Regions from separate parts of the Mus musculus genome. Here regions 2 and 3 are each linked to region 1. A link is a loop called in an ENCODE intact Hi-C map of the cell type or tissue named here. Cell type or tissue: heart. All regions are shown on one strand. Links, peaks and the distances in the headings refer to the core of each region. The heading gives the core; the rest is flanking DNA. Region 1 holds the start of Gm13270 (a long non-coding RNA gene). Region 2 holds the start of St8sia6 (ST8 alpha-N-acetyl-neuraminide alpha-2,8-sialyltransferase 6). Region 3 holds the start of Arl5b (ADP-ribosylation factor-like 5B).

The links. Peaks named below come from ENCODE experiments on the same cell type or tissue, not always from the same donor. Only the 100,000 strongest peaks of a DNase experiment are listed, where the experiment ranks them.
Region 2: it touches region 1 in a loop (2.6-fold over the local background); 10 of 42 quality-filtered maps call a loop at or near these places.
Region 3: it touches region 1 in a loop (5-fold over the local background); 4 of 42 quality-filtered maps call a loop at or near these places.

The regions. Positions count from the first base shown.
Region 1 is chr2:13,270,365-13,280,935 of GRCm38, reverse strand. Cubn (cubilin (intrinsic factor-cobalamin receptor)) reads left to right here. Exons shown (of 67, transcript NM_001081084.2): 65 at 695-860; 66 at 2,339-2,574; 67 at 4,101-4,598. The coding sequence ends at 4,208. It overlaps Gm13270 (a long non-coding RNA gene), which reads right to left and starts at 9,359. Exons shown (of 3, transcript XR_865976.2): 1 at 9,224-9,359. It overlaps Rsu1 (Ras suppressor protein 1), which reads left to right and starts at 9,521. Exons shown (of 9, transcript NM_009105.4): 1 at 9,521-9,736; 2 at 9,914-10,025. The coding sequence starts at 9,917. In heart, for the core only: CTCF peaks have their summits at 2,746 (motif pointing left) and 4,875 (motif pointing left); no DNase peak of the experiment used is centred there.
Region 2 is chr2:13,789,078-13,799,953 of GRCm38, reverse strand. St8sia6 (ST8 alpha-N-acetyl-neuraminide alpha-2,8-sialyltransferase 6) reads left to right here and starts at 6,434. Exons shown (of 8, transcript NM_145838.1): 1 at 6,434-6,610; 2 at 7,102-7,200. The coding sequence starts at 6,510. In heart, for the core only: a CTCF peak has its summit at 6,343; a DNase peak (open chromatin) is centred at 6,153; H3K4me3 peaks cover 1,582 bases; H3K27ac peaks cover 768 bases; H3K27me3 peaks cover 3,924 bases.
Region 3 is chr2:15,050,053-15,060,928 of GRCm38, reverse strand. It overlaps Arl5b (ADP-ribosylation factor-like 5B), which reads right to left and starts at 5,609. Exons shown (of 6, transcript NM_029466.5): 1 at 5,355-5,609. The coding sequence starts at 5,400. It also overlaps a transcript of Nsun6 not described here. In heart, for the core only: a CTCF peak has its summit at 5,861; a DNase peak (open chromatin) is centred at 5,688; H3K4me3 peaks cover 2,956 bases; H3K27ac peaks cover 2,183 bases.

The DNA of each region.
Region 1 (10,571 bases), core at 1-5,000:
GACTATGGAACGATGAAGGGAAGTGGGGTAGCTTCTCACATTGAACATGTACACGCTAACAGCAGCTCTTCATGCAGGTCTACAGGGTGAGGAATATTATAGGCACATGGAGCCATTTACTTTTCCCACAAGGAAAAGATTTGTTTTTGATCTTCGGTGTTCTTTGTTCATTGTGGCCACTTTAAGCTTTCCAGTGGGAAGCATCCTTCCCCCGGCCCCCACTGTGATCCCAGGAATAAAGTACAACTGGAAACAGGCCAAACAGTGGTGCCCCTTCCCCCTTGAAAGTCCACTGTGCATTCCTCAAAATGTGTGCACACATAACACTCTGTAGGATCATGGCACCGGCTAGTATATCACAAGAATGTCAGTATTTCTGAGGCTATACTTTATCAGATATTTCTAAATCCCAATGCAAATGGCGAGTGCTGTAAATTCTTATATGTCTTCATCTACAAATACTTGAATATGTAAAGCCCCATTTCCTATTCTGGAGTCTGAGTGGCCTGACAAGAATAATGGGAGTCTCAGGCTAGCTTGGGCTAGCCCAAGCTAGCCCAAGCTAGCCCGAGCTAAGAAGGTGATACTGTCTCAGAAAACAAAACCAAAACAAACCTACTGGATTTACCTCACGTGTTAGTGATGAGCTGAAACAGAGGTGATCGGATGGGTAACCAATGGTGGGTTTTCACAGGTAAGAAATGGCAGCAGCAGCAGTTCACCACTGCTTGGCAAGTACTGCAGCAACCTGCTGCCCAACCCCATCTTCTCTCAGAGCAATGAACTGTATCTGCACTTCCACAGCGATGACTCAGACACCCACCATGGATATGAAATTATCTGGGCCTCCTCTCCTACTGGTAAGATGCTCACTCTGAGGGAAGCTCCTGTGGGCTGATGGGGTGTCCACCACAGGAAATAACATTACAGGAAATAGGAATGCGGCCTTCAGCACATTAGGTCTGCGCCTGATGATTTTCTGTTAAAGACGCAGATTTCTTAACAATGAGAGTACTGAATTTTCAAAATCCTACAATTATTTATCATTTCTTTGATGTAAAAGACTGAAATTTTCATATAAAAGGTCTGACAATGTAAACATTCCATGTAAACATTATTTTTGTTCTTCGGATGGAATACCCAGGAGTTCTCTTTGAGAATTCAGGAAATGAAATCACAGGACAAGTCAGGGCCAAATCTGTGTGTGTGCAGGCAGCTGGCTCTATCCACAATGAGCAGCGGGCTGCACATGTGACCGTGTGTATGCACGTCTCATGGTATGTGTCTATGAGAAGCTCAATCCTTCATGGTTCCTATCATTTGGTGGCAGTCCTGTGTCGTAATTGCTACTTCAGGGTGATAAATGTCTTCTTGAATTTTTGGTCCACTGTTCATTAAATAGCAGGGAATTTAAGTCACATGAACACATTTAGATCGAGAAAAGAGGGATACCTCCAATACTTCAATTTTATAATATCTGGGAACCTACAAAATAAAAATCATGAAAGGAATCTTTTAAGTATATTAAGGGATAAGAGAGGGTCCCATTCAATAATCACAGAAAACAAAATCTACACACGGAAGGAAGCCCAGTCATTAACTTCCCTGATTGGTGAAAAGGAGGAACCGATGAATGCATTGGCCATGGCCGCAGGCCTGCACATGAGGGAGTGAAGCCGTAAGCCACTCTGACCTACATAGTAAGAACTGATCTTGAAGAGAGAGGGAGAGAGAGAGAGGGAGAGAGAAGGAGAGAAAACTCCATGCTCCAGGAAACATGGCTAACTCTATCTTTACACGGGAAGTTGGTTACTTGAGGAGAGACTTTGATCTTGGGACCCATAGGCACCCTGTTGCTATTACACACCAGAGCCCCCACAGAAAGGTGACCCTGCTCAAGGCATTGTACCAGATTTAGAAGTTGAGAAGGTCTTAGAACTGCTAGAGTGGGCCTGATGAGTTTTGTTGTAGCATCTAAGCTGTGACGTCAGACGTCAGTCGTCAGTCTGGGTGTGCCACAGAATGTGAGTTGATTTTCGCAGTCATTAATATTTTCTATGCTCAGGGAGTCTGCTGTACCCTCAAAGCATGCAGATGGAGACTTTTCTCTTGGGGTAACTATTGTATTGTTTTCCAGTTTGTTCCTAGCTTGAGGTTAGCAAAGAATAGTCCCGGGGGAATTACCTTGGGTCACAGCCACTGGGAAAGGACTATCCAGTGGGGATGGGCCCGGAGGGGCTCTCAACCAAGAGGAGGGTTTCCATGTTGGGCGCTTTCTACCTGTGTGGGAAAGCAAGCTGGATGCTAAATGGAACCTTTGTCCATTCTTTCTTTGCAGGCTGTGGAGGGACTCTTTTGGGCAACGAAGGTATATTAGCCAACCCTGGCTTTCCTGACAGCTACCCAAACAACACTCATTGTGAATGGACCATCGTTGCTCCTTCTGGAAGGCCTCTCTCTGTTGGGTTTCCCTTTCTCAGTATCGACTCTCCAGGTGGCTGTGACCAGAACTACCTCATACTCTTCAATGGTCCAGATGCCAACTCACCACCCTTTGGACCGTTCTGTGGCATCGTGAGTAAACAAACAAGCTATTTTACATTTCCACATGTAAAATTTCACATGTGATTTTTTAAACAGTGACGGTAACGGTAACTACAGGCACATGCAAACCAAAAAAAGAAAAAAAAAAGTTGTAATTCAGTGGCTTTCTATTTTGGGAGTATGAGCACCATCTAGTGGCAGATATGTCATATTACAGTTACCACTAAAAGCTACAGAATCAAACCTTACCAGGGAGTTAGGGCACTGTTTTTAATTTTTCTCCTCTTTATTCGCACGGCCCTTTGAACCAAACAAGGCAAGAATTATATCACTGGATGTCTAGAGAATTAAAAAAATATAAAACTTATTTTAAAGCTTGTAAGATTTTATTTTTAGAAACATTAGAAAGTACATCGTAAGTTTAAAAGTTTGAGAATTCTATGTATTCACCACTTACCTTTCTTTGAATACATATACACATTTGCATATTTGAGCACACGTATTTTCATATCTGAATGCATACACATATCTGCATCTTTTAAACTGTTTATAACTTACCGATCCTCCACTAACACCTTCCCACATTAATGAAGAAACTTTTTTGATGTATTATTTCCCATGTACCTGAGTGCAGCCTGGATTACTAAACAAAGCCTCTGGGTTTCGAAAGTAACTTCTCCCCAACTATATCCACCATTACAGCTCTGGGGAACATATCTTAATATGGGAAAATCAGTTACATGGGGAAAGAATTTGATCTTGGGACCAGTAGGCACCCTGTTTGCTATTATATGCAGGATAAAATGAGAGATAACTTTGTTATCTTTGTATGGCTCCTGTGTGTAGATTTGAGTACCTTCCAAGCAGTCAGATCTATTTGAAGCCACAGTTGGCAGCCTGTGCTGCAGGAAGAGTTCACTCTGGACTTTGTAGATGAAGGACAGAGGCGCTGGAAGGTGGATGACTCCCTCTTGTAGCTCAGTGTCATCTCAAATCCAAGGAGATAATGGATACGCTGTATCCATTATCAAAGTATACTCCTTTCCATATGTAATGAGTTTTCCATTTATTTTATTAACATTTCACAATGTTAACCTATCATATAAAGCATAAGAATAAAAGAAATAAGAACTAAACGCTAAGGTAAAGCGCCAGCAGCCTGGCGGTTGTGTGTGGGTCTGCATGTGCTAACACCAGCAGCCTGGCTGGGGTGGTGTGCATGCGCTGACACCAGCAGCCTGGCTGGGGTGGTGTGCTTTATGGCACAGCACTGATGCGTGCCATTGTTCACATTAGTTCAGATACACAGAAGATAAAAGACCAGTGAGGCCCACCATTACCTCCCCAACCATCGCCTTGCAGCCTTCTGTCTCTGGAGGCATTCTGTTGTATTAATTAATGCACTAATTATTGGTGTGTCACAGTTAGAAATATATGTTGCTTCACTCTTAGAACTTCTATAGAGTTTCTATAGGTAACACTTTAAGTATGCTGATATTTCTAGAAATATGTTTGATTTAAAAAATAACCTTTCTTCCCCTCCTCCTCAATTGCAGGACACTGTGGTAGCACCCTTTCATGCTTCATCAAATCGGGTCTTCATAAGATTCCATGCGGAGTATGCAACCGTTTCTTCAGGATTTGAAATAATGTGGAGTAGCTGAATCGGGAGAGCTGTGTGTAACCCCTCTGGCTCTGCCCCGCGCCGTCAGACGCAACCCGCAACCCTGCCCAGAACTCTGTGGTTCTCATCCCCATCTCTGCCCACGCCATCAAACACGGACTGAGCTTCTATGGCCTTTACAAGAGAAAGTGTATGACCAATTTTTTTACATTTGGTGTTCTGAAGGCAGAGCCTGGTGGTGTTCCACTCAGGTGTACATGCCATCCTTACTGGATGCACCATTTAGTGGAGACCTTTTAAAACGTTCTTTAAAGGGTAGAAATTATCCTGGCACACTGATGTACATTTCTAAAAGTTGGTGATACAAATAGCTGTATGGTTTCCACTATACAAAAGTCAAAGTACGGGTAATAAACATTTCTTAAAACCATACAGTTCCATTGTCTCCATTTTTAACCCATTGCGATCAGGTTTTCACTGTGACGTGCGCTCGAAGATTTATTGTGGCCTCTGAAACTGCTTCCCAACACGAACTCCGACTTCTCCTCCTTGGATTTGTTTCCATCACACTGAAAAGGGCATGGTGGGCCATGCAGTAGGAGCATGTGCAGTACCACTCACTTGGCAGAAAACCAGGAAGTGAAGCACTTTAGCGCCCCAGTTCCTCCTGCCCAGGCTTTTATGGCCTCCCCAAACAGCGCCACCAGCTGGAGAACAAAGGTTCTGCAGCCCCCCAAACGGCTACACCAGCTGGCACCCAACTAACTGTTACAATCCAATAGCCATGAGGGGGCGGGGCATGTCAGATTCAAACCACAGCACACTAAATTTTCAGAAAAAAATCAGCCTTACTCTCCATTGCACAGCGACTGTTCCTCTCTTTAGCTTTGCACACACCTTTCTCACACAACTCAAGCCCTGGTATTCTGCATAGCATACTGCCCACATCATACAGAAATGCATCATACTTCCAGCCTGGTAGTTACAACTCACACAGGCCATCAGTTCTTATTCTATGTGTACTTTATTTAACAACTTCATGTTACCTTTCAGGCCTTATTTCAAGCTACTGCCGTAACAGACAAGAAACCCATGAATATTTGGTTGTAAAAGCTGGCTGTCTCTGTTTAAAAGGTGTTAGTAAAAGCAAATTCTCAAAGAAATAATGTTCCAAGAAGGATCATGCTCTAGTCCTGAAGCATATTTTGTGTATTTCTATTCAAGTTAAGCCAAGAACACAGAGCATTTTTGTAGACAGTTATATTATTAACAAGCATAAAAAATGCACAGACCCTTGCATATGCCAGCTCGTCCCTGAGCGGTGGGGATCACAGTGTGGTGCAGTTGTGTATCAGAGTGTGTCACCTCAGGTGCCCTAGCTCTGCAGCTTTGTCAGGACTGAGAGCATCCTACAGCATGTTGTTGCCTCCAGGTGGGTAACTAAGAGTGGTACCCACTACTTCACTTCCAGGAGGAAACCAAGTGCTTTCAGAGATTGCCACCGTCTCCAGCAGATCAGACAACTTCACAGAAAGAAACTTAGTACAGGTTAATCACGCTAAGCAAAGTCTTAGAGACTTGCGCTGAATGAGAGTGTTGCTTCAGCTGACTTCAACACTCAAATACTGAAGAAATTGTTTCTGTAGGGAACAGAGCGGCACCAATGAAGTATCATCGTAAACAGCTCTGCTTCCCATTAGCTATGCATATATCTAAAGTGTGTGGATAATGCTGTATTGGAAATGTGGTAAAGCAATGGGTAACATCATTAAATCCAAAAGACCCCGACAAGCTGAACAAGGGACCAATTGCAAGAAGACCATGGTGTCATCCATGCATGAGGCCATATTGATCTGGCTTCTGGGAACTTCTCATGTCTTAAGACAGAGCAAGATCACTCATTCACCCCCACAAAGAGAGCAAGCACAACCAGGGTTTTCTTCCTGGTGAGGAGTCCTTTGAAAACTCAGAGTCCATTCCCCCTTTGCTGTGCATACAGAGCTTATGTTTTTGGGGTGGCTACTGTCTGACCACCTAAGTATGTCCCCTCAGGCCTAGACGTCTACCTTTGAAATATTGTAGAGCTTTGCCTCTTTTTTAAAAAAATAAGTTTTCAACTTTAGAATTACATGATAATATTGAGTAAGCGTTCTTCAATTCTATAGTCACACTTCCTGGACATAGTAGTGTGCATCTTGGAAAAGCATGGATCCTTCTCATAGATACTTCGTTCTGTGGAAACCAACTGAGATAAAGCTCTCTCTCTCCAGGGAGGCCCTATCTCCTATTCGCTAGGACAGGAGCCTGTGAGCGATTATTCAGATTCAAATAACAAGGGCTATAAACCCCGAGTACAGTCCGAGAATGAACTTAGCTAGAGGAAATGGATTTGACAATTTTATTTATAGCCAGCCCTCAGAAGATCTGATGATAACCCATTTACAACTTGAGATTTGTGAACACCTGGAATGCAGGAGTCTTGGGCATGCGCTGAGGTCCCCTACTTGTGGGAGCTGATGTTAACTGCATCTGTACAGTGTCGGAATTGAGATAAACTGTAGGACGCAGCTGGTACCTGCTGGAGAATGGTTTGGGATGTGGAAATGGCCTCCTCCAGCAAGTTTTGGCAGTATAATGTGTTGAATGTTATAAGAGTAGCAAAACACAGTTTATTTTTTCCTTCTCTCCAACAAGGGTAAAACTAATTTCTAGAAAATTCAGAGAGTGGATGGAAATGTGTTGATAAAGGTGTTAGCATTCTATCTAAACTCCACCCCACATTTACCTGGTAACAGCCAAGTATGCTCCTCCCCACAGTTACCTGGTAACATCCAGGTAGGCTTGACCCACTATAAAAGGGGCTGCTTGTCCCCTCCTCCTTCTCTTGTTCTCTTATCTCTTGCTTCTCTCTTGCTCTTCCGTTCCCCATTCCCTTCCATTACCCATCTCTCTGAGTGCTCATGGCCATGGGCCAGCCTCTACTTCTCTTCTCTTTCTCTTCCTCTCTCTCTCTTTCTCTCTCTCTCTCTCTATCTCTCTGCTACTCTCTTAACTCTCCTCCCCATACCTTGAATAAACTCTATTCTATACTATACCCTCGTGTAGCTGGTCCCTTAGGGGAAAAGGATGCCTCTGCATGGGGCCACTGAGACACCCCCTGCCCCCCATGCCTCACCACACCCCCATAGAATATACCCCCTTTTTCTTTATCTTTTTATAAACACATCAAAGGGGACTTGTTTCCCCAGATAATTTCAAGACAGGAGCACAACGGAGATGGGAATTGCTGGTCCAGGAGTTGTTTGTGTGTGTGGCTGCCTGTTGCAGTGAGAGATGGTAAGGCAGGAAGTAGGGGAAGTAGTATAGCTGACACTCATAACTGCCATTCCCCTGCACCAGCAAAGGCAGGTTGGGGATGACTTTCTGCACAGAACTGTACTCTTGTCTCTAAAGAAACGTAACAAATAACTCAGGGAGAAAAGGATGCAGACTTAGACGGAAACAAATCCACTTACAACAGTGAGAGGGGGTCAGGAAACAACACAAATCATGCAGAAAAATCAGCCAAGGTCTTCAGGCTTGAACATGAAATGTTAACTAAGATCAATTACCAAAAAAGACTCTTGCCTGAGGAGCCAACAAAAGTAGACTGTTGAAACAAACTGACTTAGCAAACAGAGGTAAGGTTAAACTTATTGTCTTTAGAGCTGCTGAGAAAAAGAAATATCCATTAGAGGAAGAAGGGAAGGTCATGATGCAAGAGATCTGCTGTGGTCATCATAGCTGCGTGGAGGATGAACTGAACTGGGGTGAGGGAAAGTAATGTGAGGGTGCAAAGAAAGGCGGCAGTCTCCAGGCTAAGGGGGCAGGGTAGGGGTAGAAGACATCAAATCTTCCTGCATTTGACTTTGGGCTTCCAGCCTTCAGAATTATGGCGTTTTGTTACACCAGCCCTAAATGATGCTTTAAACTTATATAGTAAAACTATCTCCATCAGAAACAGCCAGAGAAAAACTATCAGTAACCTTTCAAAAAGCACTAATAAATATTGATGCTTTGGGCTTAGAGGGCTCACAGAAACTGAAACTGCATCCACAGCTTGTATGAGACTGTGCTAGATCAGTGCTCTCAGCAAATGTCTAGCTTAAGAAGTGATGAGGCAAGCCGGGCGTGGTGGCACATGCCTTTAATCCCAGCACTTGGGAGGCAGAAGCAGGCGGATTTCTGAGTTCGAGGCCAGCCTGGTCTACAGAGTGAGTTCCAGGACAGCCAGGACTATACAGAGAAACCCTGTCTCGAAAAACCAAAAAAAAAAAAAAAAAAAAAAGTGATGAGGCCTGGACAATGCAAGTTGCCTGCATTGCAAGTATCATCGTTTCATCTGAAGTGTGTTTAAGGAGAAATTTCTGCTTTCAAATTCAAAGTGCCGAATCTTTTTCTAGTACCTGCTTGGCTCATTGCTTATATATGTGTGTCTAAACTTCTGCACGTCTGTCTGACTGCTTATCTGTCATGTACCTAATGCCAGAGGAATAATTCTGGAATGATTTCCTATTTAATAGTGTGAAATTGTCACTAAGATTAAGTTTTTTACTGGGTCATCAAGATCTAGTCATTAGGAGGTAGAACCCAGAGGGTCAGCAGAAAGTTTATCTATCTATCTATCTATCTATCTATCTATCTATCTATCCATCCATTCTATTTGAAGAAAGTGGGAGAGTTCTAAGAGCCAAGATTTCACGGTTCATGGGTGTAAACACCAACTCAGACTTCTGACATAGTCGTGGTTTACTGTTAGCATCTAACCCTAAGGGAGATAGATTCCAGTTCCCAAGACCAAAAGGAACGGAGCAAAACAGTTAGATACAGAAACCTGTGAGTTACCAGCTGAGGACATAAGTTTCGGGCGGAATCTTTGTCTTCAGAATCTTTACCATAATCCAGACCTCATACCTCCACCAGGTCTGCGACAGCCAGGGGCACACGAGGGACTCACGGTAACAACTCTCCGTGGGAGGGGACCGGCAACGAAAGACGCAGGACAAAAGAGAGTACCTGACTTGTGGATTTCTCAGGACGGAACTCCAAATCCCTCAACACAAGCTGCATTCTAAGAGTCTACCTCGGTACCAGCGACCAGCTTAGAATCCCCTGCTTCCGCCCACAGAACTTTGTCCTTCAGCTAGCTTACTGAGCATGCGCAGAATCTAGATCACATGCACTTGCTGAGTCCAATTCAAGTTCCAAACTCAAGAAGATGGGCGTTCCTCAGCGTAGGGCGGAGTCTCTGAGACTAAAACGTGTACGATTGGTCCGCCTCGGGGTCCACTTTCTTCAGTGGGCAGAGCCTCGCCTGGAGCCACAGCTGGGAAACAGTTCTCCTAATTTGGGAAGTGTCAGGCCGGGAGGGGCGTGGGGTTGGCCGGATTTTGTGTGCGCCTGCGCGATCGCTGGGACAGGGTGTGTTCCTGCTGCGGGATCCTGTTTTCGGCTGATCCAGTTCATCGCTCTCCACCCGAGTTTCCCTTGCAGGTCCCTAATCACACCCACCAGGTGTTGCTCGCTGCGGTGAGTGTGCGGGGTCCAAGTCCTCCATTAAGGACTCCATGGTGATACCCATTCTCCCCTAGGCAGCCCTGGAGAATTCAGCCTGGGCCTCTGCTCCTTTCCTGCCTTAACCTGCCCCACAACCCCCAGGCTCCCATTTTTGCCATCATCCACGTGCTTTGTTGTCCTTTGCTACAGAACATGTCCAAGTCACTGAAGAAGCTGGTGGAGGAGAGCAGGGAGAAGAACCAGCCGGAAGTGGACATGAGTGACAGGGGTATCTCCAGTATGTTGGATGTCAACGGCTTGTGTAAGTTCTCTTGGACAGTTGCTAAGTTTGTAAGTAACTGCTCTCTTGGGAGGCGAGTTTCGGAAGCCTGCCATTCCACCTTTGCTCGTCACTTGGTCACTTGTCAGGAGCTTGCAAACCACAGTTAGTTCTGCTGGGACTGGTGAACCAGATGAGAACGTCACACGAGGTGTGCTGCAGTTCCTTCTCAGCGGGTGAGGGAGCTTCATAGCTTTGAAGTCCATCTTCCATGTAGTGTCCCAAGTAGCCATTTTTGTTTGTAATTTGGAAGTCACGTTTTACTCTATGAATCATGAGCTGGTGGTACTCAAAAATTACATGCATAGTAAGAATTCTTGTGCCAGTAGTATTTTCAACATTTTCCTTCATTACGTATTCCTGGGTCATTCTCCCATTTGTGTTCAGGCATTGCTCAATCTTGTGATCCAAGCTCAGCACCCGTTTAATCAGGGTGTTGCTTTCAGCTGTGAACTTATATGACTCTTACTTTATTGTTTTTTTCTCATCTGTAAAACCAGACAGGGAACTCAGTACAAGTGGGAATGG
Region 2 (10,876 bases), core at 3,764-8,763, 520 kb before region 1:
AGATGGAAACGTAGAGTAATTTTGATTTGCATTTCCCTGATGGCTAAGGATGTTGGACATTTCTCTAAGTGCTTCTTGGCCATTAGAGATTCCTCTGTCATGAATCTTCTGTTTAGATCTGGACCCCATTTTTAAATTAGGTTGTTTGGTTTGTTGCTGTTTAGCTTCTTGACTTCTTTATATATTTTGGATATCAACTCTCTGTTGGATATGGGGTTGGTGAATATCTTTTCCATTCTGTAGGGATTTTTTTTTTTGTTTTGTTCTGTCCTTTTGACGATGTCCTTTGTCTTATAGAAGCTTTTCAGTTTCATGAGTTCCCAATTATTAATTGTTGATCTTAGTGCCTGAGATGCTGGTGTTTTGTTCAGGAAGTTTTCTCCTGTGTGCTAATGGATTGAGGCTATTCCCCACTTTCTCTTCCATCATGTTTAGTGTATCTGGTTTAATGTTGAGGTGTTTAATCTACTTGGACTTGAGTTTTGTGTAGGGTGATAAATATGTATCCACTTGCACTCTTCTTCACGCAGACACCCAATTAGACCAGCACCATTTGTTGAAGATTTGTTTCTTTTTTTCCATTGTATAATTTTGAACCATTTTTTTTATTAAAATAAAACAAAGGTACAATGGGCAATGGGAAAGCACATCAGCCAAACAGTATTTTTAAATAACTGTTTCCATTTCTCTTTGATCTTTTATGATCTCTTAACTGGATTTCAGAGATCAATGTTTTTTAATTTTAATGTTTTTACACTAAAACCATATTTTGTAAAGTAAGTGATGATCCTAATTTTTGTGTGTAATTTCAGTTACTCTTAAAGTTAAACCAGCTTTATTTTTAGAATTCCTTCTATATTTTATATTTGATTAGAAGTGGACAAAGATATGCAATAAGACATATCTGAAGATATGTCCCTCATACAAGGTCATCGATTTCCTGAAATTATTTCTGCTTTTATTTATATTCTATGATTTATTGAAAGTATGCAGCTTTGGTTATACTATTCTTATGAATTTCCTCTCCAAGGAGTAGTTTTAACGTTATGAATGTGGTATTGTCCTGCCATTCTCACAAATCTTTAATATTGCAAAAACCGATCAGGCAGTCTGGAGACATCAGATACTTTCCTTTCTAGACAGAAAGGGGAAAATGTCATGTAAATGAGGGTTCACTGGTGCACCGGTTCTTTATGCCTTACAGCATTCATTTCTTTTTTTATATTGATGATTCTTATATCCATGGAGATCTCTCCATCTATCTGATGTTTAAAGAGATATAGATAGATATATTTTGTATCTATCTATCTATCTATCATATATATATGCACATACACACACATATATATATATGTACATATATATATGTATGTATGTATACCACATGCACACACACAAACATACACACATTGTTTAAACAGTCTGTACTTGGAAACCATCTTCATGAATCCTGAAATCTATGCCTATAGAAACCAAACATATCCCTAGTTTTCTTTGAGCCCTCTTTTTTGTTGTTGTTGAATAACATTTGTTACTATTATATAAAACCATATGCTCCAAATAAAAACACTTTTAACTTTCTGGAAGATTTTCAGTTATTCAAACATATATATATATGCCACAATCTTTCTTTTTAAAGTCATTTTCTTGAAGTAGGAACATTCATGGAAAAATGCATAAAGAATAGTAAAGATTATATAAGCAGCAAATGTTGGGATGTGGCAGAATAGGAAGGCAATAAAAGGGAATCAAAATGAATGCATTAGAGCTGGGACAGTGCCTTGGTGGGGACATGAGTTGCTATGGAAGCCTGGGGAGCCGAGTTCGGCTGTCCAGCACTCAGGTAAAAAGCTGGGTGTGGCCACACCTGTGCCTGTAACCAGCCAGCACTGTGGGGAACTGAGACAGGAGGATCACTAGGGTTTGTTGGTGGGTGAACAATCTAGCTCAAAGTATAGTGACATAAACGGTCTCAAAGAAATATGGCAGAGAGTGATAGAGCAGGGCTTCCACCTTCAAACACATGTGTGCATGCACCACATACATACAACATATACATGCGTGTGTGCACAAACACACATACACATACACGCACATGCAAACGCGCACACACACACATGGCATGTGAAAAGCCAGTGACAGAAGGAAAGACTGGAAACCTACTACTACTATCAAGAGACAGAACATGCATGTTAGGTGTTATGGCTACCCTTGCTTGTGAACTTAACTACATATAGAATTAACTACCCCCCCCCCAAAAGATGGAGGGCACACATTTGAGGGATTTTTGATTAATATGAAGTAGGAAGATCTACTCCTAATCTGTATCTCTGAGGTAGGCAATTGTGACTTTATTGGAGATCTTGAGTTGGGAGGACAAACCTTTATTCTAGACCATTTGAAATGCTGGCAAAACTCACCTCTAATCTGGGCCACAACTTCTGCAAGGACATGGGAAAGGGAAGGTTTTGCTCTTTGCCTGCTTGCGCTCACCTTGCTAGCGAGTCCATGCCTTCACTGGCATTAGAGACTACTTCTTTGGGATTCCAGAATGTAATGAAGACCAGCTGAGCCATCCAGTCTTGTGAGCAACTACTGGATTATTGGATTTTCTAGAGAACCCTGATTAATGCAGTAGGTAAACAAATGCAGGAGAAGGCAGCACTGTGTAAATGACCCATAAAATAGCACTTCTTTTGTAAACTAGAAACACAGAAAACCTGGAAATCTCAGAAGATGCCCTCTGAAACCCACTATCTGCCTAGAACAGGCAGAATTCGGTCTGCTCACACACTAGTGAGCACAGAGGATTGACCTCGGGTCTGAACTCCTAGTCTTACCATATCCCCAATCTTACCTGGCAGAGATCTCTGGGGTCAAACCTGCAAGTAGAAAGTTGATAGCTTCTCTGGTATCAGTTTTCAACTGACAAATAGTATTTGTGACGATGCTTTTGTAAGTTTCTTGTCTTTCAAGGATAAGCAAGTTAATTAATACCTTACCAACCCAAGACTTAAATGATGAGGCTTAAGGTAAAGTTCCCACTGTCAAATTTTAAGGCTCAGCTCTGAATTCCCATTGCAAATTCACAAAATGGGCTTTTGTAAGTCCCCGGACTATAGCCATGGGCATGATAGAAAACAACTCCATTTGCAGCAAGGGTGTTTAGGGGACCCAGCACAAGGGTGACACTTGCAGTTGCCTTGAGCCCAGCTGTGCTGAAATATTAAACTTTAGTAAATCAGGTGAAATTGCAGCTTCCTGGTGGATTCCTAATGTCCTTTCCCTTTTCTGCAGATTGTTGTTAGTATGAATTGTCTGCATGGAAATACAACTCAGGATATTTTCCAAAACCAGGCAACCCTTCTGCTCTCAAGGATAAGTCTGCTGTACCTATTCATTTAAGAGATGGAATAAACTTCTAACTATGTAGAATTGTATCACCACTTCATTTTACTTTAGTTAACCTTTGTTCTTTAATTTGGATTTTTTTGTTATTCTTTGTGTGTGCACACACACATGATGTGTGTGCTTAATTATAGACACATGTGTGCCATTTCCTGTGTATGGAGGTCAGAGGTCAACCATTAGGCATTGGCTCTTTCCTTCCCCAGTAGGTTCAGGGATCCAACTCAGGTTGTTAGGCTTTCAGAGCAAGCACATTATCCCTGATCCATCTTGCTATATCATTTTAGCACTGTTGGAATTAGCCACATTACTCCTATGTGGAATAAGTAACTGAATCCCTAAAAAGGTCCAGTTGTGTAAAAATAGCGCTTTCTTCTTTCTTGATTAGTGACATTTTAACAACAGTGGTGAGCTGTAGAAGAAAATCATATCTATAGTCACATTTATTTTCTGCTTCCCAATCCTTCTCTTTGAGAATAACATTTATTTGAAAGTGGTTTCACTTCATTGGCCATTTACTGATCAACTATGTGCAAACTTCTGATTTGGTTTTAACCAAGTGTTTTTCCAGGAGATACAGATTGGCACCAGGAACTAGAAATCCTTAAATGTGTGTGGCTGGGGGTGGGGGAGCATAGAATGGCAATGGGTATCTTCCGCTATTGCTCTCTATGGTATTTATGAGATAGGGCCTCTCAGTAGTCCTGGTTAGATTGACTGGGCAGAGAGCCCTGGAGTTCTCCCATTCCCACCCCACCTCAGTGTTGTGTAAAATTACAGGCTTGAGCTACCAGACCTAGCTGCCTAGCTATCTATGTGGGTGCTGCAATCTGGGTTTCAGTACTCCATTTTACCCACTGAGCCACTTCTCTGGCTCTTCTAGATATTTTAAATTAAGCTTTCCCCCCAAATGATATAGCATTCAGGTTGCTTTTGGAATAACCTCAGCTGTTCAAAAGTAGAATGAATAATCACAGGAAGTACCTGTGTGACAAATGATGAAGTTTATGCTCTGTTGGTGTACTTCAGGGATCTAGAGTAACAGATAGAGCAGAGAAAGCCTTGCCTAACCTTAGGGGCTAGGGTAGATGATGGACCATGCTTGGACAGCATAGGTTAAGGCTAAAAGAGTTGGGATAGTTTTCTAAAAGAATAATTGGAAAGCCAGATTATATCATCTCATCATTGGCTCATTGTTCTGCATCAGGTGAGGTTCTGATCAATAAACGTGAGTTTACCTAACAAGTGAGATATTCCTCAATATGGTCTGAAGGAAGCATCTTTGTCCTCGTCAGTTACAGCTCTTCATAAATACTCTTGCCTAGGTGGAAGACACAACAACGGATTTTTAAAAATCTGGATGAGTTCAAGGTCAGAGTTACAGCATTGTAAAGTTCATGGTTGGTGGTTGTCCCCTCCCCTCACAAATTAGTGAGAAAGGAAACTCCTGCCCTCTGCGCTCTCTCTCTCTCTCTCTCTCTCTCTCTCTCTCTCTCTCTCTCTCTCTCTCTCTCTCTCTGTGTGTGTGTGTGTGTGTGTGTGTGTGTTGTACATACATGTGTGCGTGCACGTATGTACAGGAACAAAAGCCAGAGGCTGGTATTGAGTGAGGTCTTCTATCACTCTCCACCTTATTGTTTGGCACAGATCCTCCCACTGAACCCTGCCCTAGCTAATTCATCCAACTCAAGTGGGCCATCTCTCCAGCCTCGTGTTGAGGATCAAATCACAGTTGGAGGATAGAGTTTCAACACAGAAACTGGATGTCGACCTATAGCTACGAGAAAAGAAATATTTGAGACAAATAAATGTCAACCATTTACTTGAACAAAGAAGGACTCGTGAATTAGGCAGCACTGGGAAACAGAAGAGGGGATATCTGCCTATCAGTGGGCAGCAAGCTTTTGGTGGGCGGGCACAAAGTCTTAGTAGAGGGATCACCTGATTGGCTACATGTAGGTAACTGACTTTGCGTGGTGTGATGAGTTAGCTGCCTATGATTGGTTGGTGCATTTTTCTCTTATTGGTGAAATTCTCGTGTTCGTTATAATTCCAATTAGGTTCTGGATTAGGCAAGAATTTAAAATCCAGAGATCACCTCCATTGGCAGTAGGCAAATCTGTTTTTCTGAAAAACATTTGGTAAACAATGGTAAACACTTCAGGTTTTGAGAGCTATAGACTCGCAGTCACCACTACTCAATTCTGCCCTTATAAGCAGTCAATCTGTCACACAATCGCATGCTCATCAATAATACAAATTACTGGACACAAAGATGTCCAATAAAACAGTTGTTTTAAAGCAAGCAGAGATGACTCTGGTCAAAGGTGGGTGGACAAATTGCCCTTGAAGATCTCTTGGTAATTTGGTGTCAACTGTCCACGGAACGTCGTGGGAAGGTGCCATGCAATGCCAGTCTACTCAAACGTTACCAAGTTCCTGGCAGCTTTCAGGCACGTGGGAGGATCCAACTGAGCAACCCAGTTTGCAAACTTTTTGAAGTGGGTCCTTTCTGCTCTTCTCTTCAGTCCTCCAGGTTCTAGCTCAGGGCCTCAGCTACATAGCAGAGTCGCAATGTGATTGGGTGGGTCACTTGGGGCCAAGCGCGCACTCGGGCGAAGGTGAGAGCAGCTGAAAAGTTGGAGCCCAATCAGCGCGGAGTTGAGCGCTCATACCCCAACCTTCAGGTGACCCCGCGTGGCGGCGGCGGCAGCAGTAGGCAGAGGCAGCGGCGGCTGCAGCGACCAGAGCCCGCAGCGGCTCCGAGCGCCTCCGGGAGGACAAGCGACGAGCTTGGAGAATCGTCATCCGCTAGCTGTCCGCCAGCTTCGCCAGCTTCGGCGGCCGGGGCTGGCTTGGAAGAAGCGAGCGAGCCCGAACGCGGCTTCTTCGGCTCGGTGCCCAGCAACACTGTTGCAGGCTGGGCTCTGGGCAGCCCCCAGAGTGCGGGCCCGCGCCACCGCCTTTGAACGCTGGGGGTGTGCGTGGCAGCGGCCGCGGTGGCGGCGGCGGCGAAGGCGGTGACCGGAGCGGCGAGTCGGTGCCGCCCGGGCTGCGCTTCGCCCCGGCAGCTTTGGCGGCGAGGACGCCCGTGGCTCAGGATGAGATCGGGGGGCACGCTGTTCGCCCTCATAGGCAGCCTGATGCTGCTGCTCCTCCTGCGTATGCTCTGGTGCCCAGCCGACGCGCCTGCCCGCTCCAGGTAATTCCCCGGCCTCAACTCGCCCCACCTGAAAGGTCCGGTGCGCCCACGCTGTGCTCTGGGTGTTGCTTCCAGGGGACGCCCGGAAAGATCCGGGTGACTGACCACTTTAGACTTTTGACTAAGCAGCTCCTTGAGGGTAGGGTGGAGATCAGGGGTCGCGGAGAGGCGACGCTTGGCCGGATGTCTTGGTTTGAAGTGGAAAGGGACACGTCGGGGTTGGGAGGGCTCCGGATAGTGCCTCTGTGGGCGAGGGAGCTGCAGAGCGGAACCTCCTGAAGAGGTTTCCCGCCAGGCTCCAGGACTCCCCCATTCTACTCCTGGTTTTGTCCTATGGGATTTTTCCTGTCTAACTTCAAGATTAGGGACCCATCCCGGGAGCTGGGGTGCACAAAGATGCTCTGATTACGTCTGGAGTGCAGTGCCCAGTCTGCCAGCCACACTGGCTTCCAACGCGGTGTAATAACTTAGTTTTCTCCCTGGCTGTGCAGGCTGTTGATGGAGGGAAGCAGAGAGGACACCAGTGGTACCTCAGCTGCACTGAAGACACTCTGGAGCCCGACAACCCCGGTACCACGCACCAGGAACAGGTACTAAGGCCACTAGGGACAGATGGACAAGGTCTGGGCAAGACTGCGAGACCCGTGGAACTCACTTGAGCGTTTTGCCTGGATATCTCTGTCTGTCTGTCTCTGTCTGTCTTTGACAGAGAGAGAGAGAGAGAGAGAGAGAGAGAGAGAGAGAGAGAGAGAGAGAGAGAGAGAGAGAGAGAGAGAGACTACGCACATCAACCTTTAAAAACACATCTCTCCATATCGGCTACACTTTCAAAGATGGGTACTGAATTCTGTAGATAAAGGTGTGTGGAAAACCCCAGAGAAGGCACTTGTCTATCTTTACTGAGAGATTTGGTTTGTGGGTTTTGTTTTCTGTTCTTTAAAGTGCATCTGTGTTGAGATCGAAGGAATACAATTCTTCAGTGTGTTTGTCCTGGATGAAAAAGAACTTACATTTCTTCCTTACTGTGGGTGTGTATTAATGTACAGTAATTATTGGATATCTATTATTCTGATTATAGAAATAACACAACTTAATATAGAAAGCCATAGGGGAAATACATAAGAGAATTTAATATTAACTCAGAGCCCAGACCCAGGTATCATTTTCAGGTTAGGACTACTTTATGTCTCTGTAATGTCTATTTCCTATATGTGAAAAGTACATGTGAGATTGTACTTTGTGTTTGTGTGTCATCTTTTTCCCCTAAAGGATCATAGGCCTGAACATGATTTTACCACCTCCCACCAATGTTGCTTGTTACTAGTTATTCACCATCTTAATATTCTGTAGTCTATTTAATAATTTTTTCTTTACTCATTTAAATGCTTTCCTATCTTCATTTCGTTTTGTTTGCTAGGAGACATTCTATTGAGTCTATCTTTGTATGTAAATCTTTATCTTCATTTCAGACTCATTTCCTTAGGAGGACTGATAGGAAGTTGGATTATTAGGTAAAAATGAACGTGCATTTAACGTTCTAAATCACGTTTCTTTCCAATTGCTTCCAAGAAGAGTTGAATCAATTTCTGCTTCCACACGTCCCCGGAGCAGGCTGCATCCTGTTCTGCTTTGTTATAACGATGGCAATTTTGTATACTGCCTCCCCCTCTCTCTTCCTCTTCATCCTTCTGTATATTCTTGGCTCTTGAATCCACCTTAATCTTCTGATTGCATGACTGGACATTGCTTTCCACAAGGCTCTGGGCCTGATCCTCAGAAAGATCTGGAAGTACTTAGAAGAAACTGCACTGAAGAATTATTGCCACAGGTGCCTCATTGGAATTCCCGAGTCTGGTAGGGACACTAGGAAATCCTGGAGTAATAAAACTCTTGATAAAAAGACTGATATGTGCTTGATTTCACCCAACTTTCTTGATTTCATGGAAGGAGTAGCTTTGCTTATGAAATGAGGGTGAGAGGACTTCTGCCCACAAGTCAGTCGTTGAACTATTATTGTTCATTCTGGGGGTTTCCTTTTGAGAAATCCAAAGCACATACTCCTTAGTTCTCTTGTCCCAGGTCTTTCCAGAGGTCACTAATTAATTTTTATTTCTTTGGCATCCTTCCTTTGAAAAATCTACTTGCTATACTTCTTGAACTAATATTGGCAATTTATATTTTTACTGAATATGGTCCATTTTTTAAAAAGATATTCTTTTTGTTTAAACCAGACTGCTGTGTTTGTGACAGAAAAAAAAACCTCTTTGTCCTTTGATCTATTTTATATCTTTCTCATTCATGATTTTTATTATTCATGGAGCAGGGGAGTAAATTGAAATTCACTACTGCTTGGCTATGTAGAGAAACTGGCAGTTTTTTCATGTCTCAGTGGCTGGCCTGCTCTTCCTTGTTACTGATCTTAGCAATATTAAGAGTAGCCATCATCCCTTGAATGCTTCTTGTGTAGCAGACACTGATCCAAGCACTTTATATTTATTAACTCATTTATGCTTTTGAACTGTTAGAAAAAACAGTTCTCCTCATTTTATAGATTGAGAAATTGAAACACACAAGATAATTTCCTGATGTTATAGAGTTGTGCAACCAAGAGTCAAATCCAGGTCACATGGAGCCAAGAGCCTGTTCTCAAACTCCTTTATGTGTACATGCATGTCTGTGGTGTGTGTGTGTGTGTGTGTGTGTGTGTGTGTGTATACTTGTGTGACAGTTTAAGCAACTCTTTCTGATAATATTCATTCTCTCTTAAAGTACACACTCCATGTATCAGATTGCCATTTTTGCCACTTCTTGTTTCTCTAAGATGGCATCTAGATACATAGGTGTAAAGGGGCATGGTATGTCTTAACTCTCCTATCTGCAAAATAACATCCCTTTTCTGCTTGGAGGCCACCCCCTCACCCCCCAGTCACTTTTCTGTTTGATGGCCAGCTTCCTGTCAGTGACCATTGTAAGAACTGCAGCTTCTGACTCTTGTTCTAGATGCTCTTGCTGCAGTCCCAGAGGCCAGAGGGCATCCTGATGCTACCTCTGGGGGATCTGCTGAAGATTTTCTTTCAGCCTGTCCTTGTCTGTCACTAAAATGTTTGCTTTTCTCTGTTGCAGGATATTTGATCATACTGTGAACCCCGAGATTGTATTATTTACTAGAGAAACCTGGTTTTAGTTATGGGTGTTGCTGAGTTCTAGCACGTGTGCTTAATCCAGGAGCCTTTTGGTTACTTTAAACAGGATTAAATGGAATCATAAGTCAAGAGGAGGAGCAAGCCACAGTTGGCAGGGAGTGAGCATAGGCCAAAACCACAGAGAGGAAGAGGAGGACAGGAGGACTAATAGAGAGCCACACAGAAAATAGAAGGAAGGAACATTCTGTTTGAAGGGTTTCTGAGACAGTGTGAAGAAGTTCTCTTTTCTTTTGTGATGTTGTTTGGGGAGGAAGGTCAGCTGGGTGCTTTCTCTGCCTCTTTGAGCCAGCAGGTTGTCACCACAGCATCTGGCTTCCAAGCCTTCACTGGTAAAATCCAATGATTGTTTTTGTTGTTTGTTTGTTTTAAATTGGAGGAGTTAGCAACCCCCTTCTGCCATTGCTACCTCAAACTTAACCCTGTATAGTCCCAACCTTCTCTCAGTAAGTCAGAACCCATGGCTGCCCTTTTCACCCCAATGTAAATACAGCCTTGATTAAAACATAAGCTTTAATGTAAGTTATGGGAAGTAGAGGGAAGGGACTGGGGAAGTGGCTACCCAGTGAGGTGGTTGAATGGGAAAGGAGGCAGGTGTATAAGCGCCCTCTGCAAAGTTCTCTGGTAACTGCAGCAAGATCTGTTGTTTGAAGGGGAAATCTTTTTTTTTTTTTTTTTTTAAGTAAAAACATGCTTTATTTATGAATACCATTTTAATGGTCTTAACTCTAAGGCTAGGCAAATTTCATCACCAAAGATCAGTTCTCCATGTATGATTTTTTTTAATTAGGTATTTTCCTCATTTACATTTCCAATGCTATCCCAAAAGTCCCCCATACCCTCCCTCCCCCCCACTCCCCTACCCACCCACTCCTACTTCTTGGCCCTGGTGTTTTTTTAAGATATTTTCTTCATTTACATTTCAAATGCTATCCCCTTTCCTAGTTTCCTCTCTGAAAGTCTCCTATACGCTCCCCCCTCCCCCTGCTCCCCAACCCACCCACTCCCGCTTCCTGGACCTGGCATTCCCCTATACTGGGGCATATGATCTTCGCAAGACCAAGGG
Region 3 (10,876 bases), core at 2,860-7,859, 1.8 Mb before region 1:
TCATCTCCAAAGTAGATGTCCACGTGAAAGCACAAAATCTCAACTTAACATAAATTCAAGTCTGTCACAGAAATGAACAGAACAGCTAATGTTTCTGGAGGAAAGGAGCAGGTATCTTGAAACTGTCAAAAGCAAAAAGCCATTCCAAATACTTGGAGAACTGGGTTGATGGCCCAACGTTTAAAAGTTTTTTTTTAAATGGGTAAATGATCTAAACTGTTCACAAACAGCAAGTAAGAACATGAACAAAGACAGAGCCAGCACTTGCCAGAATGACTAAAGTTAAGGGCTGACACCATCAACTGTTGCCAAGATCAAGAAGAGAGCCTAAGAAAATTTAAAAATAATAGCACTTTATCTGCCCTATGACTTTAAAACTGCTCTTCTACATACTAACTCTAAGAGGAAGACAAAGTCTATGGAAGTTCTCCTGGGTCTGTGAGTACCTCAGAGGAAAGCATTACTCTTGGGGCTGAGTTCTGTGCCCTTGAACATAGGGTTGCCTGTCTTTCGACCACCCATATTGTTTAATCCATCAGGACGTAAGAGGAGAGTCATTTACAAGAGACTTATGGAGAATACCTCCAATGTAAAAAGCTTTGCAAAACTCCATCAAAACAGAAAAATAGACAATAAGACAATGTCAAAGAAAAGAGTGATGTGAGCCTTCACAAAAATATGCTCCCAGAGCAGTAAGAAACAAAATACTCAGCTCGAAGAATGGAGACAAAGGAAATAACCTAAGATTAGAACCTTACCGCTAATAAGAAAACATTCATGTGCATCTTTGGCAGTCGTCTTAGCATGCACTGGCAATAAAATGTCCAGAAAAAAACAGAGGAGCAAACCCTAAAATAAATAAATAAATAAATAAATAAATAAATTCTGCAGTGTCAAAAAGGAACATCTTTACATTGAAAAAATTACAAAGAACCCACAAAAATGAATGAAAAACAGATATACAAGGAATTATATCTTTTTGAAACTTAAAAATACCTGAGAAAATGAGAAAATTCTAAAACAATCAAAATAAAGTCGATCAAGATGGTTTTACTTAGCAATAGTGGAAGTTGGAGATCAAGGCAACGTCTTCAAAATTCTAAAAGCAATGTTTTCCAATCCATAGCTAAGCCAGTTATATGTCAAAACTGAAGATAAGTGATACATTTCCAGGATTTTGAAATAAAAAAAATATAATTTATAGATGTCCCTTTTGGGGGTGGGACACAGACTCTCTCCATAGCCCTAGCTGTCCTTTACATAACTCAGTATGTAGACCCAGGCTGGCTTTGTACTCCAATAGATCTGCCAGTCTCTGCCTCCTGAATGCTGGGACTGTAAAGGTGTGCGCCACCACACCAAGCTCTATAGATACCTCCATGGCATCTTTTCAATAATTTGTATCATTTTTGTTGTTGTTTGTTTGGGGTTTTTATACTTTTCTTTTGTTTGTTTGAGAGAGGGTCTGTCTACATAGCCTTGGCTGTCCTGTAACTCACAATGTAGACCAAATTGGCTTTGAAACTCACACAGATCTGGCTAACCCAGCCTCCCAAGTGCTGGGATTAAAGGTGTGCACCACTGTGCTTGCCTGAATTTGTATACTTTTAAAGGGAGAGATAAGTACAGAAAATGTTAACAAAGAGAAACCCGGAACAGCTATGTACTAAGAATTCCAAAAGGAGGAAAAAGACACAGCATCTGCTAGGTGCAAGATGGAAAAACTGTTAAAGAGCCGAGCTTAGGCCTACAAAACCTCTCAGCCAATGCACAAAGAAAACCAAGACGATGCCATTTTTACTCTAGGAACAAAATGAAGGGAAAGCAGTAAGACAATTAGAGCAAACTGGCTCCACAGAACCAAATTTTAATATCACACTAATGAAAACTCAGTGGAGAACAAACCGAAGGTCCGAAGCACTGCTATGCAGGGAGGAAAAAAGAGGCATGTAACTGTCTCCTCCTCCTGTCAGAGGGATAGATGATCATGGCTCAAATTCCCAGCGAGCTGTATGATAAAGTAGAATGCATATGTTACTGTGGTACAGCACTTTATGCTGAATAAAATAAAGCCAAGACCTAGCACGTGGAATAAAAACATTTTGCCAGATACTGTGAATAAAGCAGTGAATAAAAAAAGTTCACACCTCAAGGAGATTATTTCTACTGAGTGAGTCAAATGACCAAGAAATTTACAATACAACTATAAACAGAGATAAGCATTACCCAGATACCAGCAATTACACAGAGAGTTGGTACTAGGGCAAAAGCTGCTCCTGGGCATCTATGGAAAAAACGACTCTACCTAGTGAGTCTGGATCGGAAATCTGAAGGAAATCAAGGACGGACTTTTCAAAAGTAGGGAACAAACACACTCTAGGGGACAGGGCACAGGTTTTGTTGGATGCCTAGGAAATCAGCAAAAGCCTTGAATTAAGAGCAGAATTAGTCCAAAGGAAACGATTAAGACAACAGCCAGCAGGCAAAGTTATACTCATCAACAGCTGAGAGGGCCCCAGGGGACAACAAAAAATCTGCTGTGAGGAAGAAATGATTTAGGTGCCAGAATAAATAAGTTGCTGATTTTTGGTTGTGAAAATGAACTACAATTAAAGCTTTATGTCATCTGTCCTTCTGTCGAAGAGAAAAGCTGACCGATAGTGTATACAGTCACAACAAAGAGAGATAAAGACCAGGCCAATGCAAGGTAGAGAACTTTTAAAAATCAAGTTTAAAAAAAAAAAGGAAAAAATAAGAAATCTTGGAAGCGTTAAGAGGAGAGCCAAAACACGCAGTCCCCATATAGGCAAGCAAGTATTCTATAAGAACACATGGTGCCGGGCATTGGTGGCGCATGACTTTAGTCCCAGCACTCAGGAGGCAGAGGCAGGTGGATTTCTGACTTCGAGGCCAGCCTGGTCTACAGAGTGAGTTCCAGGACAGCCAGGGCTACACAGAGAAACCCTGTTTCGAGAAAACAAAAACAAAAAAAAACAACAAGAACAAAAACAAAAAAAAGAACACACGGACAACCATAGGTTAGCTCCACCTGTGATAATTTATCAGCCTTCTATTACAAAATGAAAGACTACAAAGTTCCATTAGACAATGCAGAGCTTTGTAACTTATCCCCAGGAAGATATCACACATAAAAGGATGCTTAGAGCTCTTTAAAAAACTGAGGCAAGAGTGAGGACATACTGAATGACAGATAAGGGAAAGAGCCTGTAGGTTGCTGTCAGTTCTCTGACAACCATCACCCCACTGGCTTCCAGACCACCTCACTCTCACTTAACAGGTAGAGTGAAGACTTGGACATATTATTCCAATGCTAACTCTACCTGGGCACCATTGAATAACTGAAATGAGCAATGGTGAGAAAGATGCCAACACTGGTACTTAATTTGTTGCTACAGAAAACAAAAATTCCAGACTATTGTATGAGTCCGATCTCATTATTCCCCATCAGGAAAATACCTAATGACCAAACCCTTCATGGGTCCCTACTGCTTACTGCCTTGGTCAGCATGTAAGAAAGACCCTTGGTGATCTAATTTCCTGGTTACTTCTGCAATCTCATCAAACAAACAGTAATTAAACCATGTTCAATTTCTTTAAGTGTATCCAACGTACCTCTTTTCAAGCAGCAGTTCATCTGCCTACACCAATATGCCGGATTCTACTCTGTCTACATTCAACCCAAACTCCTATTCCTCATTGAGTCTGTGTACACCTTACCCTGAAAGGCTTCTGCAAACCACCTGAGAAGGATCACTCCCTGGCACCATCAGTCCACACTTACAAATGTCTGCACATTTCGGCAAACAATTTCCTACACTAACTCTTGAGTGTTCTATGAGCACAGATTCTGTTCTGGATCTCTGTAGCTAACTGGGTCTAATCTGAAGGACTGGTTTTCCCACTAGAAGAAATTAATCATGAGCACAGAGAACACAGTGATACAAGCACCTGTCTCTACATTTCAGCAGGAAAGATAAAGAAATTCTAAGATGGCTCTAGAAAAACCAAACAATTATGTAAAGGCAGGCACAGGGCACATGAAGGCTTCCATCATCTTCAATGACTGCCCTTTTCATCTCCCCAGCCCCATTCCAGTCTGAATACGGAATCCTCTAATGAACAGGGATAGCAGCAATAACCTACTATAAAGGGAGAACCAACACTCTGATCATTTTTATTGCTAAGGTGTGTGTGTGGGGGGGGGGGGGTTGATAAAAGGTAATATTGCGTAATTCATTTTTATTTACACAAATTTAATTGTGTAATCAATATATATTTAATTATATGTTGAAATTGTTCTTGACATAGTACTTTTACAATCATTAGAAAATGTTAAGTTGCTGAAAAATAGTGCATGACATTACTGAGAAACATCGCCGGGAGCTTCAGTTTGGACACTCCAAAGTCACTTAAAAGGGAGTATTTATCTGTGGTACTTGCATACACACACATGTGCCAGTGTGCTTGCATGTATTCATAAGCTTGAAAGGGGCTTTTTAAAAATCAGCGTTCAGAACAAGTGAATTAATGCCATTCAAAATGATTTCACGGTTTAAATCCACAAAACAAAGGACCTTAATAATGGCAAAGACTTGGTACCTTCATAAAAACAAAAGTAGTTTATAAATCATGCCCTACAAAATGAAACAAATGGGAACAAAATTTGGTCTTAATACTCAGAAACCATTCTGTTACAAGAAAGACGAAGACTTTATCATTGGACCCCTTTCTGTCTAGTAGTGACTCTTCTCAAGACAGCATTGCTTATTCTGCCTCGGAACAGGTTTTACAACTTCTAGGTAATTCATGACCTGTTCTAGAATAATTACGGCCACGTAACATCTTACACATAACCGAGAGCATTTAGATTTTTTTTTTCACGCCTACGGGGAGGAGGGGAAGCTGTGTGTATGTGTAAAAATTTCAGAAACCCGTGCACCTGAATACTCACTCATTCTAAGTCTTGACGAACAGAAATCAGAGCCAAGTCAGACAACGTGAAGGTGCATTGGCATAGACAAGAGGAAGGTAAACAGTGCAAAACTCCTGTTTCGTGTTAAACAAACGGAAAGTTTTGGGTTCTCGGGGAGACACTTTCTTGGGGCTAATCAGACCTAAAAGATGGTTCGCTGAGACCGGAAAGGCCCGCAAACAGATTGCAGGAATATGTTTTCACCTTGGTTGGCTAAAAGCTGCACACGCGTGGGATTCCTGGCCATCGGGTGCGTCCCCTGCCCGGGCTCCGGGTCCCCAGATCCGAGTTCTACCCCGAACCCTATCCAGATCTCAATCTGGACTTGCCAGCGCCGCGTCCACCCTCCCGCCGGCCTCACCTTGGTTACAAAAAAGGCTCCACAGTTTAGCGAAGATCAGCCCCATCATGAGCCCCGGACGGGACAGACTTCCTGGGCAGCACTCGGCGGCAGGTGCCGCGGCGCCCGCGGTGGAACCGAGGGGAAGCCGATCCGGAGCCGCGGAGCCTCAAGAGTCCAGCGAAGCTTTGGTCCTCCGCGGAGCCGGGAACCGCCGCAGACTCCTTTGTTCGCAGCGCGCTGAGCCCAGCCCCGACCCGTAGTCGCTCGGTCTGCGCCCACCTACCCTGCACAGCCTGGGCTGGCCACGAGCCCCGCCCCCGCCCCGCCTCCCCACCTACGCCCGGGACCACCCATCGCCGGAAGGTCGGCACGTGACGTCGGCGCGCTGACGTCAGCGGGCGCCTGGGACGTGGCGGGTCCTCCCTGTACACTTCCGGTGTGCGGATGGTGGGCGGGCTTGGCGTCTGCGGAGGCGGGGTGTGGCCGATCTGGGGATTTCCTCGGCGCGCGCTCCCTCTCCTGCCACTCTGAAGAAACGCGGACTGAGGTCCAGAGCAGCGGTCATCCCCGAGGCCTGGCCACCGCGTCCCTCGCTGCTGACCGCCTGAGGAACCTCAGCTGGCGCGGTCCTCTGACTGAAGCGGAGGAGTGGGTTTCCGTTCCTGTCCCAGTGTTGGGATTCTAGCGTGATTCTTAATTCTGAATGGAATTGATAGGGACGTGCGTGCTGGAATGCCTGTAGCCAGGGTCCAGTTAAGTTTCTAAAATCAAAGTGCCATCAGTTTGGCCAAGCGTTAGGTGTGGTAGTTAATCTCAAAATCCTTACCAGTTGAAACTGGAAACTTCATAGGCCAGACTAGTCCTTGAGGCCACCTGGCGGGCCCCACATAACCAGAGAAGAAGCCTGCCAGCCTGACCTTGTAACAAGGTAAACTGTCCCATGACCTATTCCAAATAAAACAAATGAGTATAGCTTAAGATGCCCTGCTAGTGGCCGGGCGTGGTGGCGCACACCTTTAATCCCAGCACTCGGGAGGCAGAAGCACGCGGATTTCTTGAATTCAAGGCCAGCCTGTTCTACAGAGTGAGTTCCAGGACAGCCAGGGCTACACAGAGAAACCCTGTCTCGAAAAACAAAACAAACAAAAAAAAGATGCCCTGCTAGTGCTACACTTCAAAGGACAGTGAAGACTTGAAAACTCGGGTACAAGATCACAACAACTTCTTGATACTAAACCATAGCTCCAGCCTCTCCTACAGAGGAAAAGTTGTACTGATCCTGTTCAAACATAGCTTTAATGATCATCCGTTGGACTACAAATTTGAATGAGTTTGTGGTTGCGCAAACTTATCATTTCTACTTTTGGCCTCATTATTAAAAAGCCGACTTAAGATTCTCTAACGCCCTTTTCAGGTTAGAATTTAGAAATTTGAAAGTTTTGCTAACCTGAAGGAAAAGAAACTTACTCTGACTGAAACAAATGATAGATGCTCACAAATACAGTTGAATATTGCCTAAACTAATAAATGCTGATGCATGTACTGATGTTAGGAAAAAATGGAACTTGTTTATACTGTACATGTGTATTGACTATATATGTATGTATATATATAATACATTATATATACATATATATGTAATGCTTGTCAGAAATGTAATGAAAATAGAAAAATCTGAGCATAAGCGTCTTAAATGTAGCTCAAAAACTAAATACTTTTTCTTTAAATATCCCTTTAAGGTTTTGTTGAGACTAATTTCAGTGTTGCCTTTGGTATACAAGAGGTAATATTGATGTGTATCATGGTGCCACTTGAAAATGAATATAGTTTGAGTTCATGAGATAAGAATAACTTCGTGAAAATATTATGAAATGACAACTTTCAGTGAAGTAGAATCCCATTAAAATGTCTCCAACAAAATATAAGTACTAAATTAGTATAAAATAAACTGAAGTTTCAAGGAAGTAAAATGTTAACTTACAAGGCCTAAAAAAAGGAAAATTATATAGATTAGGAGGAACCAATGTAAACTGACCAGGTGATACTTGGAAAAACTTGATATATTTGGCATTGAGTTCAACTTATTAATCAGTTAAGTTAGATCAGTTTGTACAGGCCTTGAAAAAAAGAGAGTTCAAGAAACTGTGTGTTCTGCCAGCTCAGGAAAAAAAGCCACTCTTCAAAAACATCAAACATTTTCATGTCAATTACAATTTTAATCCAGTTTGCTGATTTCCAGATGAACCAGGGTTGATTGAGTGCCCATACGGAAGTTCTTTTCTGCCATATGGTCGAAGAAATCAATATAATTTCATTCAGGAATATCCTATTAGACACTTTTAGATGCTGTAGATGATTAATTGTTGAAAACAATTTAATATCATTCTTGAAAGTAGAAAAGAATGTATTGATAAATTTCTGATGAAGTTGTTTTAAAATTCACAGAGGTTACACAATACCTTGAGCTTCATAATTTTTGCTAGACCAAAATATCTTTAAGTTTATGACTCTGCTCATATGTGAGCAGTGTGGCTTTTTTCTCTCCTCTGTACTTCTGGGATCACCATAGCAAGCCTCCCCAGAGTTTTCTCCAGTGAGTCTCCCAACAGGTGCTTGGAAGCTGTCACCTTGTGCTTATCATTTGGAGACATGCTTACTGTCTTCCTGGATCCAGGAAAGGCACAGTGGTTTGTAAAATACCCTTTGTAGGATGGTTTTGAAGCTGACCCATTTTGTGCGATGCTCATGGTCCTCTCCTCTTTATAAACAATGTACCCTGCCTTTTGTTACAATCTTGTACTTAGGGCGAGGCCTATTACACATTTATATAACCTCCCATTAAAAACCCGGAAATCTGCACTCCTCCCTTACATAGACGAGTTAACTCCTGATCTGTTTGAATTTGGGTCACTTAGTTCTTCCTTGCAGAGTGAAGACTCTTGACAACCATTCCTCCAACATGGGTATAAACATATCTTAACACGTAGTGAAGGTTGCCCTTTTCCTACACTCTTTAAGTCAGTTCATGTAATTTGTTTGGTCTGTAGTAACACTATAAAGTATGAAATATTATATCCACTTAATGGATCCGAAAAATGAAATATAAGAACTTTAATAATTTGCCCATGGCTGCAAGAACTGGAATATGAACCACAGCAGTCTAGATCTCTAGTAAAATTCTTAACAATTAAGAAGTTACTCACTCAACAACCTGATAAGCCCCATATTCTAAAGTTAAAAGCATTTTATTTTCAGAATCTTTACTGTTTTGTTTCTTTCTCAAATGTTAAGTACACATTCAGGACCAAAGAGCTGGTATTTAGGCTTGTAGTAGCTGGACTGCTAAGTCTTCAGAGAGGTCTGGCTTGCAGGGAGTTTAGTCCTTAGTGTTTCATAATAGCAGCAGGAGAAATGAGGAAATCCCAGTAAGGTGTGGATTATAATTTATAGAACTAATGATGAATCAGTCCAAACGTTTGTGTGCTTAATTCTGGCAGCATTTTGAACCAGATTCTATTCATTTATTCATTCATTTGGCTTTCCAAACACTGTAAGTTCTAATTTGTAGTTTCTCAGATGAGGCCAATTGTATTAGAAAAGCTGAATATTGTATTGACAGGATTAGATTTGTGGCTAAATGGATATGCAAAGATATTACGTTATCTTTACAGAACTCTTAAGATTATCAGGAGGGGGTGGGTGTTAGAAATGCCTATAATTCTGTCTCTCACAAGGTTGAGACAGTAGGATTGTGAATCAAGAAGCGCCTGGGCTAAATAGGGATGTTTGTCTTCAAAAATAAACAATTAAAGAAATGAATGGGACTAAGTAGAAATTCTAGTTAGTAAAGTGCTTGCCATGAAAGCACGACGACCTGATTTTTAGATGCCCAGCACTTGGATTCATCATCATCATCATCATGGTCGTCATCATCCAGCTGAGCCAGGAGTGTGAGCCAGTAATTCCTGCTCTGGGGAGGCAGAGACATGACGTGCAGATCCCTTGAGCTTGCTGCCGGTCAGTCAATCCAGTTAAGTCAGCCAGCTCCAGATTCAGTGAGAGACCTTATCCCAAAAATGAAAGCTGCGAGTAATTGTGAGTGCACATCAATGTCTGGTTTCCACATATATGTGCACATATGTACATCTGGACCTGCACACACACACACACACACACACTCACACACACAAACACACACACTCATACAAGAGAAAAGCATTGAAAGAAAAAGAAGTTTCCTGTAATGGAGAAGTGTAGAATCCAGAATTAAGTCAGTCCCCCAGATCAATCTGAAATAAAATCCTCAGAGATAAAATGAGGTCATAACCAAACTTAAAATGATGATATCACATCATATTTATTTCTCCCACCGGTCCCTGCTTGGGGGCCCATACTACCCCTTTAAAGATCTAAAGTCTCTGTGACATTTGCATGTTTATATAGGAGTCTTCCATTGCTTAGACAGAACATCTCCACTCTACTAACTGCAGATTTACCACATGTTTTCTGGTCACTGTTCAAGTGTTCTGAAGTAGTGAACTACTTTATATCAAATGCATATTTAACAACAGTTTCCTTTTCTATTTCACAAAGGTTTGATTAGTCATTCAGGGAGTGCCCTTTATATGTCAAACAATGAGTATTCTATGTGGAAATGAAATTTCTCCCACATGGACTTTCAAGTTCAAGTTTTCTTTATTTTTTTAAAGACTTCAACTATATCTAGTGTCAAGGTTACTACAAAGTTGTCTGTTGAAATTCCTTTGTGTGGGTGGTCTAGCCCTCTGAATCCTGGGCAAAGCATTCCATGTTGCACCAAGATGTCATTTACCTGTTCTCCCTGCCTGAATGCAGCAGAACAGGCTACCCTTCCCAGGTCAGACTGTGCTTGGTGACAGCAAGGATAGAGTGCACATAGACACATAACCTTTCCCAGAGTTTGATTCACCTGTGCCCCCTTGGCTGCTTTTATATTGGGTAGCTCTATGAAACTAGTTTTATGTTAACTGCTGTAGATTCATATCACAGCCATATAAAATAGTGTGGTGGTTCCTGGAGGGGAGGCTGCCTGTCCTGCTGTAAGCAAGCCTAGCAAACTAATGTATTTCTTCAATTTGGACTTGTCAAGTTTTTCTTCAGCCACATCACTCTTATTTGGGGGTGAATAGATGTTTATGTCCTGTCAGGCATGTCATGCAACACTTAACACCTGTGTCCCAGACACATTCTGTTAGTTTCAGGTGATGAAGTCAGGAAGGAATCCCATGCATTGACCACAGATACATGATCTTGTGGAAAAACTGGGTACTTGTTTTAGAAACTGGCTTACTGGTCTATAGCCTATTTTCTTTTTCTGAGATTGTGGAAAGTTATTACAACTCTTGGAACTTTCTTTTACTCCTTGAAAACTGCTTATAACCACTGTGCTGAGCTGTGGCAGTGTCTTTGTCATGGAATTTTCACCTAGTAAAGACTTGGTGTGTCAGTTATATATATTTTAAAGCCAGTGTGAAAACTTAAAAGATTAAACACACACCAAG